Regions from separate parts of the Mus musculus genome. Here region 2 is linked to region 1. The links are chromatin loops, found by intact Hi-C in ENCODE. Cell type or tissue: heart. All regions are shown on one strand. Links, peaks and the distances in the headings refer to the core of each region. The heading gives the core; the rest is flanking DNA. Region 1 holds the start of Trap1a (tumor rejection antigen P1A). Region 2 has its middle 44 kb from the start of Platr21.

The links. Hi-C counts contacts between places; a loop is a spot of excess contacts. Peaks named below come from ENCODE experiments on the same cell type or tissue, not always from the same donor. Only the 100,000 strongest peaks of a DNase experiment are listed, where the experiment ranks them.
Region 2: it touches region 1 in a loop (21-fold over the local background); 4 of 42 quality-filtered maps call a loop at or near these places.

Annotation. Positions count from the first base shown.
Region 1 is chrX:139,331,292-139,334,206 of GRCm38, reverse strand. Trap1a (tumor rejection antigen P1A) reads right to left here and starts at 524. Exons shown (of 3, transcript NM_011635.2): 1 at 1-524. The coding sequence starts at 253. The region is part of intron 3 of Platr21 (pluripotency associated transcript 21); the gene reads left to right. In heart, for the core only: no CTCF peak of the experiment used is centred there; no DNase peak of the experiment used is centred there.
Region 2 is chrX:139,399,118-139,402,032 of GRCm38, reverse strand. No RefSeq gene overlaps it. Among named protein-coding and RNA genes, the nearest start is that of Platr21, 44 kb to the right of the region's middle. In heart, for the core only: no CTCF peak of the experiment used is centred there; no DNase peak of the experiment used is centred there.

The sequences.
Region 1 (2,915 bases), core at 203-2,702:
CCTCATCGACAGAGGACATGCGCTTGCTTTGCCTGGCTATCCAGGCCACATCCCTTTCATACTGCTCCTCATAAAGGGCGTCTATGAACATCTGGAGCGCCAGAAAACTTGTTGTGACAACAGCGAAGACCAGCCACCCTAGATAAGGCAGAATTTCTTCCAGGGAGTACCGGTGCAATAAATTGCACCTATTCCCATCACCGTCACCACCTGAGCCACTGTGGGCTTTGTCTGGCTTCTTGTTATCAGACATGGCACAAAGGGTACCAGCAGGAAGCCGAGCTAAGTTAAGATAAGAGTAGAGTCGCAAGCTAGCGGCTTACTTCTTCGACCAGCTCAGTGCAATGGCGTTGACACAATGCATGCTGGGAGAGCAAAGGGGGGGGGTCCTCCCTCCTTCCTCCGGAAGAGTTCTATACGGAAGACTTCTATAAGGAAGACTTCTAAACTCAGCACAGCACGAGGTGGGAGGGGGGAGGGAGGGTGTAGTAAACTCTGGACTACTTTTTTACGTGAAAGGGTACAAATTCACAAGCTAGAGCTGTAGGCGGAACTTGCAAAACTTCCTACCCAAGGCTCACAAACCCCCCACGAGAACAGTAAGCTCATTGGCTGAGGGATGAATATCGCAGAACTCAGACACCCAATGAGTGATCAGGATCTTCACACATCTAGCGTCTTTGGGAGTCCCGGGTTCTTTTCATTCTCCTGTGGTAACGGAACTGTCTTACAGTGTACAGTGTTACAGCATAGCCGATTATTTGGTACAGAGATCGGCGTGTTTTGCATAGTTTCTTAGGGACAACTTGTAACAAACCGTACACAGGCTTTTAACATGAGAAACATAGCAATATGTTATAAGCGATCTCCAAACTTCACACCCGAGAGAGAATGGCCATTCGTAAGGATTAACAGTACTAAAACTGTTCGTGGGAGCCAGGCGTGGTGGCGCACTTAATCCCAGCACTCGGGAGGCAGAGGCAGGTGGATTTCTGAGTTCGAGGCCAGCCTGGTCTACAGAGTGAGTTCCAGGACAGCCAGGGATATACAGAGAAACCCTGTCTCGAAAAACAAACAAACAAACAAACAAACAAACAAAACCAAACAAACAAAACCAAACAAACAAAAAAACTGTTCGTGGCCACCATTCTGCAAAAATCATGAAGACTAATACGCTAGTCTGCTACTCCAGAGGAACCAGGGCTGCTGCAAGTGATTTGTGGTCCAGTTTCATCCTTCACCTCCATCAGTTTCGGCACACAAGCCACATAGGATAGAACCGTAATAGTGGACAAAGCAGGAGAAACCCACAGGTCAGGGGATTGCAGGAGGCGCGAGAGGGGTGGCAAAAGTCTGTACAGAAGTAGTCTCCAGGGGACTGTGACAGAAAGGCTTGCCACCATTGCAGTGTGTGCGCGCGCATGCTATGTTTTAACTTTGGTTGAAGGGAGCTCTATTTAAGGGCTCCAGTTTCAAATAAGAACACTAAAAAAGCCAAAGTCAAATGTATAATTATGGACTATTTTTCTTCCGGGACACAAATAGCCTTGAATTTGAGAGTTTGTTTTTACTGTACATTATTAATGACGTACTATGTTTAGTATGGTACATATGTACATGTTTTACATGGTCTAGATTGTGTGTGTTTGTGTGTGTGTGTGTGTGTGTGTGTGTGTGTGTGTGTGTGTGTGTGTGTGTGTCTTTTTAGGAGAATCCTGAAACCAGAAAGGGAAACATGACATGGTTGACTTTTTTTTTTTTTTTTTTTTTTTGGTTTTTCGAGACAGGCTTTCTCTGTGTAGCTCTGGTTGTCCTGGAACTCACTCTGTAGATCAGGCTGGCCTCGAACTCAGAAATCCGCCTGCCTCTGCCTCCCGAGTGCTGGGATTTAAAGGCGTGCGCCACCACTGCCCGGCTGACAAAATCTTTTTTTTTTTTTTTTTATGTCGCTTTGTTTTTTTTGGAACAGGGTTTCTTAGAACAGCGTTGACTCTTCTGAAACTGAAGTCGGTAGAACATGTGTGTCTTGAACTCACACATATCTGCTTGCCTCTTACTCCCAAGTGTTGGGATTAAAGGCATGCCCTATCCCCAACTCCCATGTGGGTGTCAAAATCTTAAACAGGGGAAAGTGAGAATCTGTATGACATGAAAACAGAAGTGGGCAAGTGAAGAAATAGGGAGGGCATAGAAGAAGGTAAATGGGGCCTCGGGGGTGTAAAGTCAGGGAGGAAGACCAATATGGTCAAAGGATGAATGGAAAACACTTAATGTACTTCATTTCAAACCTAAGATAAAAGAGTGGTGGTGGTGTAGTCCTTTAATCCCGGAGCGCAGGAGGCAGAGGCATGTGAATCTCTGAGCACTAGGGCAACCTGGTCTATAGAGGGAGTTCCAGGACTCCTGAGGCTACACAGATAAACCTGTCTCAGGAAAAGAAATTAATAATAACAACAACAGCAACAATAATGTAAAGTGAAAGCCAGGAAAACAGTACTTGGAGTTGCTTGGCATATCTTTCAGGGGAAAAAGTGCAGAGAAGAGAGCCGGATGCCAGGGTAATCCTGGAATGTTGCTTACCAGACAATCTCTGAGGAGATTTGATACTTGGAGGGACCCACATCTGAGTTTGCACTTAAATTGTTGTCTCTTTTATTTATCTCCATTATGCTAATAGCATTCTGAGTTTTCCTTTGCATATTTTAAGCTCAGCTGTTCTCCTCCTCCTCCCCCCTCCCAACTGTTGGAATTACAAGCATGCACACTTTCCAAGGCTAGACTTGTTGACTTTTTAAATGTATAAATGCATTTATTATGTTATCACAAGTGGGGTAAATTTTAAAAATAGAATTTGTCAAAGCAGAGGAAGAGTATATTTACACGTTGCTCCAAATATCATATCTTTTGTATGCAGG
Region 2 (2,915 bases), core at 201-2,700, 68 kb before region 1:
GAGCAAATCTTATCTGTATTGTCAGGAAACTAGCAGTCTGCTTCACAGGAGTCAGGAGCGGCTCGATCCATTTGAAAGCACTTCATGGATATACTAGTAGTCCAGTTTGGTAGAGTCAGGATAGGAAACACAAATAGGCAGAGGAGGCACTACCTATCAGAGACAGCCAGGCTTCAGTCTTAGCATAAGTCAGCAGGGGGCAGCCAGAGGAACTCCAGGGGAAGTTCTCAGCTGTGCCTCTCTCTGGGAAGCTAAGATCAACTAAGATGCTTGACCAACAAGTGTTGCCCAGCTAGCTCTATAGGCAAGCCTAGCTCAGGCTCTGTCACTGTCCGTCAAGTCCTGTTTATACTCCCTCCAAACAGTGCATGCCCTCCACAGGACTTGCCTCAGCATGTGCATCCGTCTCAGCTGACATCACTTGGCCCATCAGCCTGAGTCCAGGAAAGCAGCAAAAAACCTGCCGCACACCACCAGAAGTTTTTGGGTGTGTTTCTCTCCATGGAGTCCTGACAAATGCAGCTCAACTACTGCAATGTAAGGGGGAACCAATTAGTGCAGAATCCTTGAGTTTCCACTTCAGAGAGAGGAGAGGGACAAAAAAAGTGGAGAACAGAGATCACAAAGGGGGTGATTATTGGCAATGTAAAGGAGGAAAGATCATTCTTTTGTGTAATCCATTACTAACTAATAATGATCAATGGATGTCCAGGAGACTAAAAGGTCTCTTGTGCTGCTGCACTATAGAGCGACTATAGATAACAACAATATACTGTCTATTTAATAATCAAGTATATTTAAGGTTTCACCAGAAGCAAATCAGAAAATCTTAAAGAATTAGACATAATTATACATTTGACTTTGGCTTTTTTGGTGTTCTTATTTGAAACTGGAGCCCTTGAATAGAACTCCCTCCAACCAAAGTTAAAACATAGCATGCGTGCGCACACTGCAATGGTGGCAAGCCTTTCTGTCACAGTCCCCTGGAGACTACTTCTGTACAGACTTTTGCCACCTACTCTCCCGCCTTCTGCAATCCCCTGACCTGTGGGTTTCTCCTGCTGTGTCCACCTAGTATTACGGTTCTATCCTATGTGGCTTGTGTGGCGAAACTGGTAGAGGTGAAGGACAAGACTGGACCACGAATCCCTGATGCCTCTGGAGTAGCAGGCCAGCGTATTCAGCTTCATGATTTTTGCCGAATGGTGGCCATGAACAGTTTTAATACGGTTTTAGGAAGATCATATGCCCCAGTACAGGGGAATGCCAGGGCCAGGAAGCGGGAGTGGGTGGGTTGGAGAGCAGGGTAGTGGGAGGGTATAGGGGGCTTTGGGGATAGCATTTGAAATGTAAATGAAGAAAATATTGTTAACACATGCAAATGGCCATTCTCTTTCCAGTGTGAAGTTTGGGGGTTGCTAATACTATATTATGTGTTTGCATGTTAAAAGCCTGTGTCCCTCCTGCTTCAAGCTGTCCCTAGGGGACTTGGGGGAAACAAGCTAGTCCCCATATTGAAACACTTTACAGCAGATTCACTGCAATTAGCGAATCAAAAGACCATGTGGCCTTCCAAGGAACTTAACCACCTGAGTATATCAGTCACTCACTGAGGGTGTGTCTTGAGCATGACTATTTTCAACCAATGAGCTTAGAGTTCTTGAGCCCGCCTTTGGTCACTTGCAGTTTCCGCCAACTATCACAGCATTTCCGGTATTCTCATCTTTTCCAACTCCAGGTGAGGGCGTAGTCTCAGAAGTTCTTTTTGTATTCCCTGCGCAGGCTCTGTTGCCCAGAAAACTTCCATTTTGAAATGAGGCCCCCACCTCTGCCCTTCCCAGCGTACTCTGAGCCAACACCATGCCCCACAATCCTCTGCGCTGGGTTAGAGAAGGGCGCGGCTCTTCTGTGACCTGCTGCTACTGCTGTTGGCTTCAGCTTTAGTGCAACTTAGCACAACCCCTGCTGCACCACTAGCTGACTGTGTTCCTTGTGACATGGCCTACACCAGCGATCAAGACTGGGCTGTAGGTGGCTTGTGCAGCGGAGTGAGTAGTGATGGAGACTTGAACCTGAGTGAAGAATACCTCATAATAGTTCTGTTTTCTCTTGAATGGCTTGTCTTTGTAGGGTTTCTAGGTTTCCTGACATGCCAATTAGTCTTGAAAAACATGTGGAAAAAAGAAGAAGGGCAGGAGGTGGATGACCTTGCCATGTTGCAGAAGCCCCCACCCATCAATGAAAATCTGCAGCAGGAAGATGAGGTAAAGGAACATGAATTGCATGACTATGCAGAAGATGACAGATTTGAGTTCAATTTCAATGAGGACTTCTGTGTGGACTTGGACTTCAGGGACTACTTGACCAAAGAGGACAGCAAGGAGGAGGAGGAAGAGGAGGAGGAAAAAGAGGAGGACGAAGATGACAATGATGACGACTACGAGGATTATGTCTACGATGACGATGACGACGGTGACGACTTCGACGATTCTGCAAGTGTCAGTGAGTTATGGTGATGTTTTGTTTCCCATTCTAGATTGATAAAATTTATTATTTGTTATCTGATAAAAGGAACTTAATTTTTAAAATTATGGTTAAGCACTACAAGTTTCTTGTGGTAGGCAGGCACTACTCCGGGACATAAAGCCATGCAGAATTGCTCATGGGATGGGAATGGGAAGATGTCTCACGGTAGAGGGAATCCCAGGCTCCTATATAGGACCTTACACATGGGGCAGCATCAGAGAAGGCATGACAGTGGGCAGCCTAGACTGAGGAGGGTTTGGGGGGAAGACTTCTGCAGATGGCTGGAATCTAGCTAATCCAGGTGTGTGCAGCTGCAGGGTAAGAGTGGCTCGCAATTCCTCTACCCCTGTTCCTACTTGTGAGACTTTTGGGTCACATAAAATCCATGC